Regions from separate parts of the Homo sapiens genome. Here region 2 is linked to region 1. A link is a contact called in ENCODE Hi-C or POLR2A ChIA-PET data. All regions are on one chromosome and are shown on one strand. Each heading gives the region's core, a stretch centred on a gene start or an enhancer-like site at or near the end of the contact. The rest is flanking DNA. Distances are from core to core; before and after follow the strand shown. Region 1 overlaps ABL1 (ABL proto-oncogene 1, non-receptor tyrosine kinase). Region 2 overlaps FIBCD1 (fibrinogen C domain containing 1).

What was found. A loop is a pair of places that touch in the nucleus more often than their neighbours do. ChIA-PET counts read pairs that join two places held with the same protein, here RNA polymerase II (POLR2A). Pooled maps may share reads with other maps.
Region 2: a loop to region 1 is called in a map of Right ventricle myocardium inferior, with 11 times the contacts of the local background. The contact joins two enhancer-like sites. A Hi-C loop is called at or near these places in 44 of 168 maps with a recorded cell type or tissue (Calu3, GM12878, GM13976 and 19 more), 16 of 37 single-sample maps with no recorded cell type and 23 of 50 pooled maps. POLR2A ChIA-PET finds 5 or more read pairs at or near these places in 5 of 52 experiments (A549, GM12878, K562 and 2 more).

Annotation. Positions count from the first base shown.
Region 1 is chr9:130,866,922-130,874,289 of GRCh38, forward strand. It overlaps ABL1 (ABL proto-oncogene 1, non-receptor tyrosine kinase), which reads left to right. Exons shown (of 11, transcript NM_005157.6): 5 at 5,208-5,292; 6 at 5,939-6,116. Among named protein-coding and RNA genes, the nearest start is that of QRFP, 26 kb to the right of the region's middle. RefSeq lists enhancers at 1-56, 3,972-4,171. Within about 2 kb of position 3,704, at least 7 of the 41 ENCODE cell types and tissues checked have a DNase peak (open chromatin) inside an H3K27ac peak, as active enhancers do.
Region 2 is chr9:130,924,800-130,932,167 of GRCh38, forward strand. FIBCD1 (fibrinogen C domain containing 1) reads right to left here. Exons shown (of 7, transcript NM_032843.5): 2 at 4,768-5,247. Among named protein-coding and RNA genes, the nearest start is that of FIBCD1, 11 kb to the right of the region's middle. RefSeq lists enhancers at 1,397-1,446, 4,933-5,477, 6,604-6,653, 7,054-7,183. Within about 2 kb of position 3,757, at least 6 of the 41 ENCODE cell types and tissues checked have a DNase peak (open chromatin) inside an H3K27ac peak, as active enhancers do.

The sequences.
Region 1 (7,368 bases), core at 2,454-4,953:
CACCTCAGCCTCCTGAGTAGCAGGGATCACAGGCTTGTGCCACTGTGCCCAGCTAAGAGGCTGCAATTTTTTAATGAACTGTATTCAGAGTTTGTACATCAGTGTCTTTTTTTTCTATGAATCAGTTCTCTAAGTAATAGAATTTGGAAAAGACCGCTGGTGATCTAGCTGTGGCATTTAGATTGACTCATGAGCTAACTGACAAATTTACTACTTAAACAGTGGAAAATAATGTGCAGGATATATTTTTTTGAATAGGTTGTCCCACCCTCGAGTTCTGTGTCTTTCCTGAGTCCGCATATGTGAACCTTGTTTTAACCAGGTGACAGCATCCCATAGGCACGGATCTCTGTCTTCTGTTGTCCACATCATGTGTCTTGGCAGTTGTTCCTTATTGATATACATAAGGTTGTCTTGTTTTTGTATGGATATATTTTAACATGTACCAGTGTTCAGTGGGCCTTTCTCTTATTTCCAATATTTTGCTGTTCTAAACAGCAGCACAGTGATTCCCCTCATTTGCATGTATGTGAAACTATCCTGGTGGGTCCGCTTCCAGAAACTACTGGATCAGGGACCATGTGCATTTATGGCCTTGACCATACTGCCAGAGTACCTTCCAAGGAGTTTGTGTCATCAATTTGCACTCCCCAGTGGTGTTGAGAGAGTGCCTGTTTCCTCCACCCAGCACAGTGTGTTTCGGTTTTATTTCTCCCAGGAAATGGGTGTTAGTTGGGGAGCTCCAGAAAGAAGCCGAGAAGAAGGGCAGTCGTACCCTTGGCAGTTGTACGCAGTGGCTCTCTGGCCGCACAAGGAGGGCTCGGAGCCTGCTGTTGCCAGGTTGCACTTGCTCTTGCAAGACAGGCATTCCTTGCAGTGGGTTCTCCTCTGGCCAGGGAGATGAGTTCTGGGGGCTCCTCTACGAGGTGGTCTCTCCTGGGCTTTCCTCTCGAGCTTCAAGTCCCACCTCTGGAGTGTGAATCGCCTTCCTCAGTCTAACTCTATCCCTCCAGTGGTTTTTTTTTTTTTGCTTTTTGTTTTTGTTTTTGTTTTTTTGAGACAGAGTCTCACTCTGTCACCCAGGCTGGAGTACAGTGGCGTGATCTCGGCTCACCGCAAGCTCCACCTCCCGGGTTCAAGCAATTCTCCTGCCTCAGCCTCCCGAGTAGCTGGGACTACAGGTGCCTGCGACCACGCCGGCTAATTTTTTGTATTTTTAGTAGAGACAGGGTTTCACCATGTTAGCCAGGATGGTCTCGATCTCCTGACTTCATGATCTGCCCTCCTCGGCCTCCCAAAGTGCTGGGATTACAGGCGTGAGCCACCACACCCAGCAGTCTCTTCAGTGTATTTAGCTGTGTTGATCCTGATTCATCTGATGGGTGAAGGAATATTGGAAATAAGGATAATCCCTGTGGTGTTTCACTGTGCCTGTAACCTCTCTCACCTAGCATTTGGTTAACCAGAAACAGATGTGGAAACTGATCTATCTGTAGATAATGGCCCTGCTCAGGGAGGGGGTCCCTGCTGAGAGCGAGACATTGAAAGCCTGCTACACAGAAACTGCTGGAAGGCCAAGCCATTTCTTTTTTCTTTTTCTTTTTTTTTTTTTTTTTTTTTCAGACAGAGTTTTGCCCAGTAGTTCAGGCTGGAGTGCAGTGGCATGATCTCAGTTCACTGCAACGGCCTCCCAGGTTCAAGCAATTCTTCTGCCTCAGCCTCCTGAGTAGCTGGCATTACAGACTCCTGCCACCACGCCCGGCTAATTTTTGCATTTTTAGTAGAGACACGGTTTCACCATGTGGCCAGGCTGGTCTCGAACTCCTGGCCTCAAGTTATCTGCCTGTCTCGGCCCCCCAGAGAGGCCAAGCCATTTTTAAAAACAGTGTTCTTTTTCATGCTGTAGAATACCTGTGCTTGGGGGTGAGCAAAAAGGAGGAAACTGATTAGAAAATACCTATGAGGGCCGGGTGCAGTGGTTCATGCCTGTAATCCCAGCACTCTGGGAGGCCGAGGAGGGCAGATCACAAGGTCAGGAGATCAAGACCATCCTGGTTGACATGGTGAAACCCCGTCTCTACTAATAATACAGAAAATTAGCTGGGCGTGGTGGCAGGTGCCTGTAGTCCCAGCTACTCGGGAGGCTGAGGCAGGAGAATGGTGTGAACCTGGGAGGCGGAGCTTGCAGTGAGCCGAGATCGCGCCACTGCACTCTAGCCTGGGCGACAGAGCAAGACTCCGTCTCAAAAAAAAAAAGAAAATACCTGTGAGATGTTGAGTCTGGGAGAATGTATCTGTGAGAAGACAAACAACCCTAGTATTCATTAAAGAACCAGCCTTTGTTTTCTACAAGCTATCTGTTCGGTCTACTCAGGAATAGAGATAAACTGCCTTAATAGTAATAAAAGCAAGCACCGCTGAGTGAGTGCTGGCCTCATGCCAGGAACTGCTCTTGGCACTCTGTGCACAAGGGAGATACTGACATTCTTTCTGTTGTGCAGATGAGAAAACAGGCTCAGAGAAGGTGAGTAACTTACCATGGTCACACAGCAGCAGAGCTAGGTCAGTATAATCCACAAGTCATTCTCTTAACCGCTCCGCCGTACCGCCCAGAATGTTCATCTGCATCTGGGCCAGCCTCGTCAGTCCGTGCAAAGAGGCCAGTTGACCCATCTCCCTCCCTAACAAGCACAGAAGAGACCAGGCTGAAAATTCATAGCTTTCACTCAAAGTGTTTCCTTCACCTCATTCATCTGAGTTAGCTTTATTTTACTATATAAAGAGAATTTTCTTCAGCAAAATGATAGGAATTTTTTTAATGAAAGTAAAGGAATGTCACAGAATTGCGTCAGGGATATTTCCAGTTTAACACAACTACAAACGTAGGCTGTTTTGTTGTTGTTGTTTTGGTTTTCTATTTTGAGATGAAGTCTCACTCTGTCGCCCAGGCTGAAGTGCAGTGGTGCGATCTTGGCTCACTGCAACCTCCTGCTCCCGAATTCAAGTGATTCTCCTGCCTCAGCCTCCTGAGTAGCTGGAACTACAGGCATGCGCTACCACGCCTGGCTAATTTTTGTATTTTTAGTAGAGATGGGGTTTCACCATGTTGACCAGGTTGTTCCGGAACTCAGGTGATCCACCTTGGCCTCCCAAAGTGTTGGGATTACAGGCATGAGCCACCACACTCGGCCAGCTGTTGTTAATAGTTAAAATTATAAATTGGACAAGGTCTGATTCCAGCAGGGGGAGACAAATTCACATTGATTTTTCTATAAGAAAAGGAATTATTTGTACTTTCCTCCCTTGTGTGTTTGTGTGTATGTAAGAGAGACAGATGAGAAGAGGGCTGCCTTTGAGAGCCATGTTCCTTTTGCATGTACATACCTCTCAAGATTATTACATGGGTCTTTTAGAAGAGGGTCAGTAGCTATAAAAGCAAATGATATTTATGAAATGATTTCATTGTATGTGGTTTATTATGTAGTCTTCAAAACAGAAAAACCCCACTTGCTTCGAAAGCTTCCTTTGAGAGCTACTTTTTAACCATATTGTTGATCAAGCAAGATTCTTAAAGCCCCAGTCCTATACGTGAGCAGCATTGAATCCCCGGATACTGGCAGGCGTTCACTGTCCAGCCTTTGACATTAGCATGTCACCCTGGTAAATCAGAGCACTCCATGCCAAAAAACAGCATGGTCTGCTGAGCACATTAAGGAGCAGAGAGGGCTCAGAAGAATTAAACGGCCAATGGGGTGGTGACAGAGGTGAGCTCTTTCCCCCTCGGACAGCTTGGCATGGTGACTACCAATGAGGTTTAATTGACATTAAGAGCAGCTCACCATTTTTAAAGAGCGATAAATTGTTTCCAAGTTTCAGCCTCACGGAGCCCTGAGCTAAGAGATAATGGGCTGACACATAGCCTCATTGGTCACGCTTCACTTGTAAACAGGATTGGCCAAAGCAAGAAGGCTGTAAGTAAAGGTTGGCCCGTCCTCTGGAAGCCTCCCCCACAGCAGGGTGGGGAACTGGGGCAGCCATAGCAAGCAGGACCATCAGGACACGGTGTCTCCCAAACGGGCCGGAACATACAAGGTTCTACGTTTAATAGAAAGTTGATCAAGCCTTCCTCTTTGGGGAGCCTAATTTTTAAGCCATTCACTCTCTGTTCCCCTGCAGTCTTTTCTCTCCAAACTCTGTTGAAACTTGGAGGCATCTCGCTTCCTCCTTTGGCCTTTGTAGCCAGGTTTTCGCAGCAAACAGACCATATCATTTAACACCCACCTGCTTCTTGTTCTGATAGTCAGTTCAGTAGACAGTAGCATTTTTTAAGTCAAAAAGAGGCTTAGTGATGTAGGCCAAGGTCAAGGCTCTGTGTCATGGGGCTCTCCCCAGGGCTCAGTGCCACGGCACTTCAGACTTGACCCCAGACTGAAAAGATGAGAGGACCTGTAGAAGTCACGGCCTGTCTGTCCCGGGCCCATGCTCCTATCTTTTTCTCCCCCTTGGCATTTAGATACCATGGACTTGTTAAAATGTGACATGTACTGATGATCCTTATGAATTTGTTGGTAGGGGAGCTGCTGGTGAGGATTATTTTAGACTGTGAGTAATTGACCTGACAGACAGTGATGACTGCTTCATTAAGAGCCCACGACCACGTGCCAGAATAGTTCAGCATCCTCTGTTGCTACTGTACTTTGAGACATCGTTCTTCTTTGTGATGCAATACCTCTTTCTTGTCATGAGGGTCTCTTCCCTTAAATCAGGTACATTTCAGATTCTTCAGGTGATGTTTTTTAGGCTGAGTGTGTTAGCACCCCTTGGAAACCAGGTTCCCTGGGGAAAGTGTGTCACGTTTGTGGTGTTTGCCCGTATAGCTCTCCCACACCCCCACGAGCTCCAAGAGGTGGGGAAGCACATGTGGCCTGCCTAGCAGGCACCAGAAGCAGGTTGTCGGCACATGCAAGCCAGCTTTGCCCTGTTGCCTGGGGGAGAATTGAAAAGTTTGGCCCCAAAGGGGAAAATTCTTTCTGCCATCAAGTTGCTGGTCAGCTGTCATGGAACCTGTCTGCAGCAATGTGGCTGTCACAAAACGCAGCCCAGGACGAGTATGCGCTGAAGCTCCATTTTGCATTAACTAGTCAAGTACTTACCCACTGAAAAGCACTTCCTGAAATAATTTCACCTTCGTTTTTTTCCTTCTGCAGGAGGACACCATGGAGGTGGAAGAGTTCTTGAAAGAAGCTGCAGTCATGAAAGAGATCAAACACCCTAACCTGGTGCAGCTCCTTGGTGAGTAAGCCCGGGGCTCTGAAGAGAGGGTCTCGCGCCGCACCCCCAGGGTGACACAGGCGCTGGGGAAGACGCACGGGCGGCTCACTGCACAAAACCTCGTTGGAATATTTGTGCTCTGCCGACGTTCAGCCGCGGGTAAAATGAGGCCTGTATGGGATGGGTGTGTGCGTGTGTGCACATATGCACATGTATGTATGAGAGGGAGAATGTGATTATTTTAAGTGGATACCTAAAAGCAGTCAAATGCAAATCTGAAATTAGTTTCTGAAACTTGGGCATTTTCCAGAGTTTTCTCACTGAAGTGATTCTGTAAGTAGACACATAACCATCAGACCTAACCATTCAGGGGTAAACTGACGGTGGTGAAGGTCATTTGAGGTGGGGCCAGGTCTGCGTCTGAATTCTGTGGCAGCCTCTCCCTGCGTAAATTCAAGTTCACTGGCTTGAGAAGAAGAAAAGAGCCTGGCCATGTCCCTCCCACACGAGCACAGTCTCAGGATGCAGGTGCTTGGGACCATGTTGGAAGTTGGGCCCAGGACTGAGGAGCAGAGTCAGAATCCTTCAGAAGGCTTTTTCTTTAGACAGTTGTTTGTTCAGTTGGGAGCGGAGCCACGTGTTGAAGTCCTCGTTGTCTTGTTGGCAGGGGTCTGCACCCGGGAGCCCCCGTTCTATATCATCACTGAGTTCATGACCTACGGGAACCTCCTGGACTACCTGAGGGAGTGCAACCGGCAGGAGGTGAACGCCGTGGTGCTGCTGTACATGGCCACTCAGATCTCGTCAGCCATGGAGTACCTGGAGAAGAAAAACTTCATCCACAGGTAGGGGCCTGGCCAGGCAGCCTGCGCCATGGAGTCACAGGGCGTGGAGCCGGGCAGCCTTTTACAAAAAGCCCCAGCCTAGGAGGTCTCAGGGCGCAGCTTCTAACCTCAGTGCTGGCAACACATTGGACCTTGGAACAAAGGCAAACACTAGGCTCCTGGCAAAGCCAGCTTTGGGCATGCATCCAGGGCTAAATTCAGCCAGGCCTAGACTCTGGACCAGTGGAGCAGCTAATCCCCGGAGTAAGGAATATTTCATTTTTGAACCATTTTGGGCTAAGTGGAATATTAAATGAAGTTCATAAAAGGCGTCCTTCCTAATAATCACAGTCCCCTCTGAAAGAGAGTACTCATTGTTCCTCCGGGGCCAGCGCCCAGCAGTAATGGCCTCTTCCTGGGAGCCGCTGGCATTGCTTTTACGCAAACTCATGGGAACAACCAGTACATGGCTTTTGTTTTTTAGTGTGTGTGTCTTTTTTTCCTGCTTTCTCTTTATTATCTTTTCATTCTCCACTTAACTTGCTGTCCTCTGATTCAGGGATGTTTCCACAATTGTCAGAATTGTGTATGTGGAGGTCTAAATTAAGTGTCTTTGCTGTTTTAAACCCTGAAGTGTTTTGACCTTCAAATGTGCCACAATTATCTTGGTCTTCAAATTCTTTGCTGGTGGAAATGGCTTCCCAGCAAAGCGACGGCCTGTGCAGGACAGAGCCTGATGGGCTTTGCTGGCGTCTTTTATACGAGATGTTCTCCACACCACCACTGTGACCTTTCCTACCCAATTAGCTCAAGTATGAAACCTCTACATGAGATTTCATAGCAAGGAATAAGGGTAGCATGTGTGAAATGCTGGCGGCTCCTTGTAAGACAGATTTTCTATGCTCCATGAGAGCCTGATCCAGATACTCCTGGCTTTCAGGAAAGTGAATCCTCTGATGCTGCAAATTGAGATTGCTTGACTTCTGGTTTGCCTGGCACGGCCGGGTCCGTTCCTTCTTCATTCAAGCGAACTTAAAATGCTTTATCAAAATCCTCTTAGGCACAACTCTTCTGTATTTAATTTCACTCTTGTTGCTGACGATCAGGCTATCTCACGCAGCCATCACCTCAAGCTGCTGCCCCCTCTCATTCCGCTCTTCCCGTTTGCCTTGTGATTTCATGGTTAATGTTCATGAACCAAAGATTAGACTCCTACCTCCCTGGGAGAATCAGGAAGTGAGAGGAAGCAGATTATACAGGAGAGAGTTTTTTA
Region 2 (7,368 bases), core at 2,507-5,006, 58 kb after region 1:
TGCCGGTTATATGACTAGGGGCGAATGTCCTCACCACGCCTCGTCTCCCCTGGCCTGGCCAAACTGCTATGGGGACCAGTGACAACACATGGGAGGTGCCCAGCACAGCGGCAAGGACCGGCCGGGTACTCAGCACACCAAGTTCCCACAGCACCTTCCAGGCTACCAGACATCCCCACCGCTGCCTCTTCCGATCCCGAGCAAGGCTGCTGAGGTAGGAGTGATTGATCTGCACTTGACAGAGGGGTGCCCTGAGGCTGGGGAGGCCACAGGAGCCTTTGCGCAGCCCCTCAGGCTTCTGGACCAACAAGGCTCCCCCGTCCCACCCCCACTCCCCATGCAAACATCACTCTGAGTTTCTGGGGCTCTCCGATGTCCATGACCTCACTGGGTCCCCCACCACGCTGCAAAGAGGGAGGACTTCAGGTTGTCATCTCTTGTGACAAATGGAGAAACTGAGGCCCCGAAAGAGCAATCCCTGAGAGCGAAGGATGGCACTGGGGGCAGGGACCAGGACTCAGGCCACTTCCCTAGGGCGGGCTGGCAGGAAAGGGGCCCGGGGCTGTGTTCTTGTGTAGGAGACCAGGGTCAGGGTGGGGACGGGGCGGTGGTTTGGACCCAGGTTCTGGTGTTGACTGTCTGTGTTTTGACTCCAGTCCCTCCCCCGTTCACTAGCTGCGTGACCCCGGAACAGTGTCCGAATCTCTCCACGTCTCCATTTCCTTGTAACCCAGGATAATGAGCCCTGTTTCTCTGAGCGGGGGGATTCAGGAGAGCCTGGGCTGGGGAGCTCAGCCGTTGTTCTCCATCCTTCACCCCCGCCCCTCCCTCCAACACAGCCCTGGGGTTGGAGCTTGGCAAGCGCAATGCTGTCCCCCAGCGCCTCTGCCTGTGTTGAGTGCCTGAAGGGTCTGAGGTCTCTTGCCCCCACCCTGGGCTTCAGGAGGCTGCAGGACCACGTGGAGGGTGAGGGGGTAGTGGGCAAGCTATAGCTGGCCAGCCAGTGAGCATGGAGCCGGCCGGGTCTTTATACACCTAACATGTCACTTGCCAGATAATAGCCCATTCGTGGAAGGAAAATAGAAATATACAGTGCCGGCAGTTTACAAAATATGATTCCCGGCTCGTCCAGAGGCAGGGGCCCTGCAAAGCTTTTAGTTTCCCTGTCAGTTTCCCCTCTGCTGAGCAGGTGATTCAGTGAGGGCTGAGGCCAGGGGAGAGAGGAGCAGAGATGGGCAGGCAGGGCGTTTGGGTTTCACGGCAGCATCCTGTAGACGAGCTCCACTGGGCACGCCCCACAGAGGGACACAGGCAGCACACCCCAACCGGGGCAGGAGGGAAGACGGTAGGTGGGGGCCGCCGTGCGATGTGTGTGCGGCAAACATCACTTGGTTAAGTCACACTGGTACTGCCCATTTATCTGAGTCAACACGGCCACAACGCACTAAAAAAAACTCAGGCACGGCCTCCTCCCTCTTGCTAACGGGCAGGGAAGACCTCTGTTTAAACCAGCAGATGATTAAAGTTGAAAATGTACATATAAACATGCCCCGAATTAATGGGGAAGTGAGTCCCTGCTTGCCGAGCTGCAGAGGCGCATCAGGGGAGGGCTGGACAGCGCTTAGCGGTAGTGGTGTCAGAGCTGCTGTCCCCGGCACTGCTTAGCTGTGTGAGTGAGCTTGCACACGCACCTGTCACTCAGAGCCTCAGTCTGCCTCTCCATAAAATGGGATAACAAGGCCGGGTGTGGTGGCTCACGCCTGTAATCCCAGCACTTTGGGAGGCCAAGTTGGGTGGATCACCTAAGGTCAGGAGTTTGAGACCAGCCTGGCCAACATGGTGAAACTCTGTGTCTACTAAAAATACAAAAAAATTAGCCGGGCGTGGTGGCGGGCGCCTGTAGTCCCAGCTACTCAGGAGGCTGAGGCAGGAGAATCGCTTGAACCTGGGAGGCGGAGGTTGCAGTGAGCCGAGATTGAACCACTGCACTCCAGCTGGGTGACAGAGCGAGACAACCGTGTCTCAAAAAATAAATAAATGAATTAAAATAAAATAAAATGGGATAACAAATGTACTAACCTCCTGGCGTTATGGGGCTGCAAAGTGCCTATTAACGCGGAGCCCAGCACATGGTATAGGCCTATCACTCCTACCAGAAAAGGGATTTTCGGCCCAACACAGTAATCTTAGCACGTGGGGAGGCCGAGGTGGGTGGATTGCTTGAGGCCAGGAGTTTGAGACCAGCCTGAGCACCATAGCAAGACCTCTCTACAAAAAAATTTTAATCAAAAAAATTAGCTAGACATGGTGGTGCACACTTGTAGTGACTGCTACTTAGAAGGCTGAGGTGGGAGGATTGTCTGAGCCCAGGAGGTGGAGGTTGCAGTAAGCCCTGATTGTGCCACTGCTCTCTAGCATGGGTGACGGAGTAAGACTGTCTCGAAAAAAAAAAAAGAAAAAAGAAAAGGGAGTTTTCAATAGTGGCATGGTGGCTCCCTATAGGTTTAAATTTCAGCTCACAAACAATTTCTACTATAATAATAAGGAGACGTTGATGGTGCAGACCATGAGTATCCCCCACGTGACAGAGCCAGCCAAGCCCTGTAGCCAGGCGCTCCAATATCCCCTCAGCATAGACTGTGTTATGCACATCTCACGGGTGACAAGACCCAGCCCAGAGAGGGGAAGCAACCTGCCCGGCATCCCACAGCTGGCACAGATGGGGCCTGGACTGGATCCCAGCTCTGCGGACTCACACCCTCAGGGCAGAATGGCTCAGCTCAGCCGTGACCAGCAGGCCTCAGGGACTACACATGAGAATCAACCCCGGCTGGGGGGCTGCAGGGGGTTGGGGATGAGGCCCAGGAACTTGCCTTTTCCTTTTTTTGAGACAGAGTCTCGCTCTGTTGCTCAGGCTGGAGTGCAGTGGCGTGATCTCGGCTCACTGCAACCTCTGCCTTCCGGGTTCGAGCAATTTCCCTGCCTCAGCCTCCTGAGTAGCTGGGATTACAGGCGCCCGCCTGGCTAATTTTTGTATTTTTAGTCGAGACGGGGTTTCACCATGTTGGCCAGGCTGGTTTTGAACTCCTGACCTCAAGTGATCTGCCCGCCTCGGCTTCCCAAAGTGCTGGGATTACAGCATGAGCCACTGCACCTGGCCGGGAAGCTGCCTTTTAACAAGCACCTCTGGCGATTCCAACCCAGGCTGCCTGTAGGCACAGCTTTGAGAAACCCACATCTGTGCTGATCAGCTGAGGGTCTGGGAAGCTTGGAAGGGAGGAGTTAGGAGCACGGCTCGCTGCCTCTGAATGAAACATAAAGACCCACTGTCTCTTGAATCATCCAGTCTGTGGGGAATGAGTCAAATCAAACATTTTTGGGGAAGTAAATATGTCAGGTGAGCTGGCACTCCTGGGCCCAGAAAGGCTGTTAGTCTTGTGGGAATACTCTGTACCTCTGCGCAGGCTATTGGGAGGGCAGGACTCTGGGGTCCCTCCTTCTAAATACCCCACCCCAGCTCTAAGGGTGGGCCTTCATGAACTGGGCCTGAGCTGACCAGGGGCTGAGCAATTTGGAGTGAGGTGGGGGTCCCAGGTCAGCCAGAAAGTCAGGAGGTACCCCCAGCCCCCAGCCCTGCTGATGAGGCCTGGGGAAGTTGCACATGGAGGGGCAGCTGGAAGGCGGTCTAAACATCCCTCTACCCCGGGAGGGGGAAGCCACCTTCCCATCAGTCACCCAGACAGGGTGATGAGGACTGTAATTTCTCCAGCTGCTGCCTTCAAAGGGAGGGAAAGGGCCCATTGCTCATGAGCAGCTGAGTGACCAAATGCCTGGATCTCTCAGTGGCTGCTGGGGGCGGTGGGGCGGAAGGGGCTTGGGCGCCCGTGGGGGCAGGGGCTTGGCTCCTAGCCTCCAGGGATCTGAGTCACCGGGAGAACGTGGCACAGGGCCAGGGGCCGGGCAGGGCTCCAGCAGGGGCTGGATTCCAGGTCTGACCTGGCCACGGCACCCAGGAAAAATCACCACCCATTTCTAGGCCACCATTTTCTGTCTTGGAAAATGGTGGAGGCAGATGAGACGATCCCAAATCCCTCATCCTATGAAGGAGGAACTTCTTGTGGGTGGTGCTTCCAGCATGGTCTCAGAGCCGAAGCTGGAAAGCCTTCACCCAGACCCACCTGGAGCTGGCTGGAGCCTGGCTTGGCTGGGGGCAGGGGTGGGGAGGGTGGAGGTGGTTTGGGACAGGCTAGGGGTCTGGCTGGGCTGCCTGGACTGGTCTCTCTGTCCCTGGGAAGCTGTGGGTATTGCATGGTGTGAACTGGGAGGGGGTATGGAGAGATGGGGTGCGGCTCTGAGGGGGTAGCACTGATCAGCCACATGCCCTTCAGCAAGTCGCATCCCCTCTCTGAGCCTCGATTTGCTCCTGATGGGGGAATGCCCTGCCTCACCTGTACCCTGGAGCACTGGGGAAGCCCCAAGCCCTGGATTTACTGAGTGCCAAGTGCCGTGGGGTGCTGTACAGTTTACCGGGTCACCGGGAAAGAAACAGGATTTGAATCCTGGCTCCCAGTAGCTGTGCGGCCCTGGATGAGTGACTGCGCCTCCCTGAGCTTCATGGGCTTGTCTGTAGATGGGAACAGCAGTAGCCCCTTGTCTGGGGCCTTGGGGATTAAGTGAGGCCATGGACATCAGGCGCCTGGCACATGGCAGCAGCAGCACCAACCCCTCGCCTCCAGCAAGACCCCAAGATGCAGACCCCAGCCCTACCTGGATGAGGCGGCCCTGCTCACTCTGCAGGGCGCTGAGGCCCTGGCCCAGCGTGCCATGCCCCTTCCGCAGCCCCATGCACTCCGTCTGCAGCTCTGAGGCTCGGGCCAGCAGCCGGGGCAGCTGGTCGGCCAGCGTGTCCAGCAGCTCCTGCTCCTGGTCGCCCACCAGCCGTGGCTGGGCCTGGTGCTCTGTCAGCGCCTGCAGCACCGAGGCCTGGGCGCTCTCCAGGCGTGCGAAGCTGTCGGTGAGGTCGGGGCAGCGCGGGTCAATGAGGATGCTGAGGTGCGAGCTGTCCGCCCTTTCCACAGTGACCAGGGCGCTGTTGGCGCTGGCAGCCCCAGTGCTGACGACAGGTGGGGGCGCCGTGCCCGGCGCGTGGGCGTGGTTCAGGAAGAGCACGGCACCGGTGACAGCTACAGCCAGCAGCACAGCCAGGGCCAGCAGCACGGTGCACAGCACGTAGCCGCAGCTCGGCCGCTGCAGGCCCGCCCGGGACGCACAGACACAGACAGACAGACGGGAGAGAGAAGGGGCCAGCATTAGAGGCATACCTGGGGTCAGAGGACCCCCTTCTTGGGGGGCTGGGCAAGGGCGTGGCACAGAGACTGAGATGAGACAGGCACTGAGAGACAGTCCAAGGGGAGACAGAGAGACAGGGACAGCCACAGATGCAGTGAGAGGGACACAGTGAGCGCCTCAGGGAGAAAGTGGAGAGAGACAGAGCCCCAGAGGGGAGGTGGAGACATAGGGAGAGACGGGGAGACGCGGGGAGACGCAGGGAGATGCAGGGAGACACAGGGAGACGCAGGGAGATGCGGGGAGACATGGGGAGATGCGGGGAGACGCGGGGAGACACGGGGAGACATGGGGAGATGCGGGGAGACGCAGGGAGACGCGGGGAGATGCAGGGAGATGGAGACGGACAGGATGGGAAATAGAAACTGAGGCAGAAAGACACAAAGACACAAGCAGAATGCCAAGCCTTCCCTCTCGCTGCCCCTGCCACCCACCTCCCCCCATGCCCTGCACAGTGACAGCCCAGGGACCCACGGTCACCTGTGTGTGTGGCCGTGTGGCCCCCGTGGAGCCCACACCACCCAGTAAGGGCTGGAGGTGGAGATCCCACCTCTGCAGCCAGACGGGACAGGGCTCAGGCCTCTAAGCTGCATTTCCCACAGTGTGACCTTGGGCCAGGGGCCTCACCTCTCTGAGCCTCAGTTTCCTCGCCTGTAAAACAGAGCAATATAGAGACACCCACCTCTCTATACACTGGTCAGAGAGAGCTGTGATGCAACAGCAGCGATGCTATAGATGGTCTCGTGCTGTCTCTGGGAACGAGTGCCCTGGGGTAGCGGGCACCCATCACGGAAGGTCCCTTCCAACTGCAGCAGCCACATCCCGTGTTCTGTCCTGCTGTTCTCCAGTCCCCAGGGCACATGGGGGCTCCTAGGCACCTCCTCCCCGCACCCCACCCCATCCTCTCTCCTTCCTCTATCTCTTCACAGAGCAGGCCCCTGGCAGAGCAAATGCCAACCCGCTGGGCCAGGTAGCCCTAAGGCCACCCTGGAGAAGAGGCCTGCTGCCCTCCAAGGAGGAGGGGGGCTGAGGCAACAGGTGGCTGTCACTCCAGAACAAGCCATATCTCAAAACCAGGAACGGGACCCGGCGAGGTAGCTCACGCCTGTAAGCCCAGCACTTGGGAGGCCGAGGCGGGCAGATCACAAGGTCAGGAGATCGAGACCATCCTGGCCAACAAGGTGAAACCCCATCTCTACTAAAAATACAAAAATTAGCTGGGCATGGTGGCACATGCCTGTAAATCCCAGCTACTCGGGAGGCTGAGGCACGAGAATTCCTTGAACTTGGGAGGTGGAGGTTACAGTGAGCCAAGACCATGACACTGAACTCTAGCCTGGAGACAGAGCTAGACTCCGTCTCAAAAAAACAAAAAACAAAAAACAAAAAACAAAAACGGAAACGAAGGGCAGGCGCGATAAAAAACTGTGTTGGCCAGAAGCCAGGACCAAGGAACAGCTTGTGGTGAGCGGAGGTGCCAGAGCGTGGCCGCACACGCTCTCGGAGGCCCAGATTCACTGGGCAGACTCGCTCATGGCCCCTGAGCATTACACACAAGGGAAAACTGAGGCCCAGAGAGGGCAAGGGGCTCTCCCAGAATCACACTGCAAATAAAAGCAGAACTGGGATTAGGCCCCGAGCCTCCTGCCTTCCTCTCTGGGCCAGGCCCCTCCTATGATTGAATTTCCTCAACTCTCAGACACATTTTCCCCACCTTTTCAACTTTCCGAATTTGAGACTTGTCTTGAAATGACTTCGTATATTAAAGCACTTGGAGCCGTGCCTGGCACGTTGTGCTGGCACAGTAAATATTAGTGGCTTTCATTATCCCATGATCAATGTGCACACAGCATCTGGAGGACATTTTTTTCCACCCAAAGTGTTATTTCTGTGTGTCGTCAATGCTGGGACGCATGTTCTCTTTTTTTCACGTTTTAGCATCTCCAACATGGGGGGACATCTTACAATCGTAATTGACAGCTTGCTTGCTTTCTTAGTGATACATTGAACAGAGACAGATGC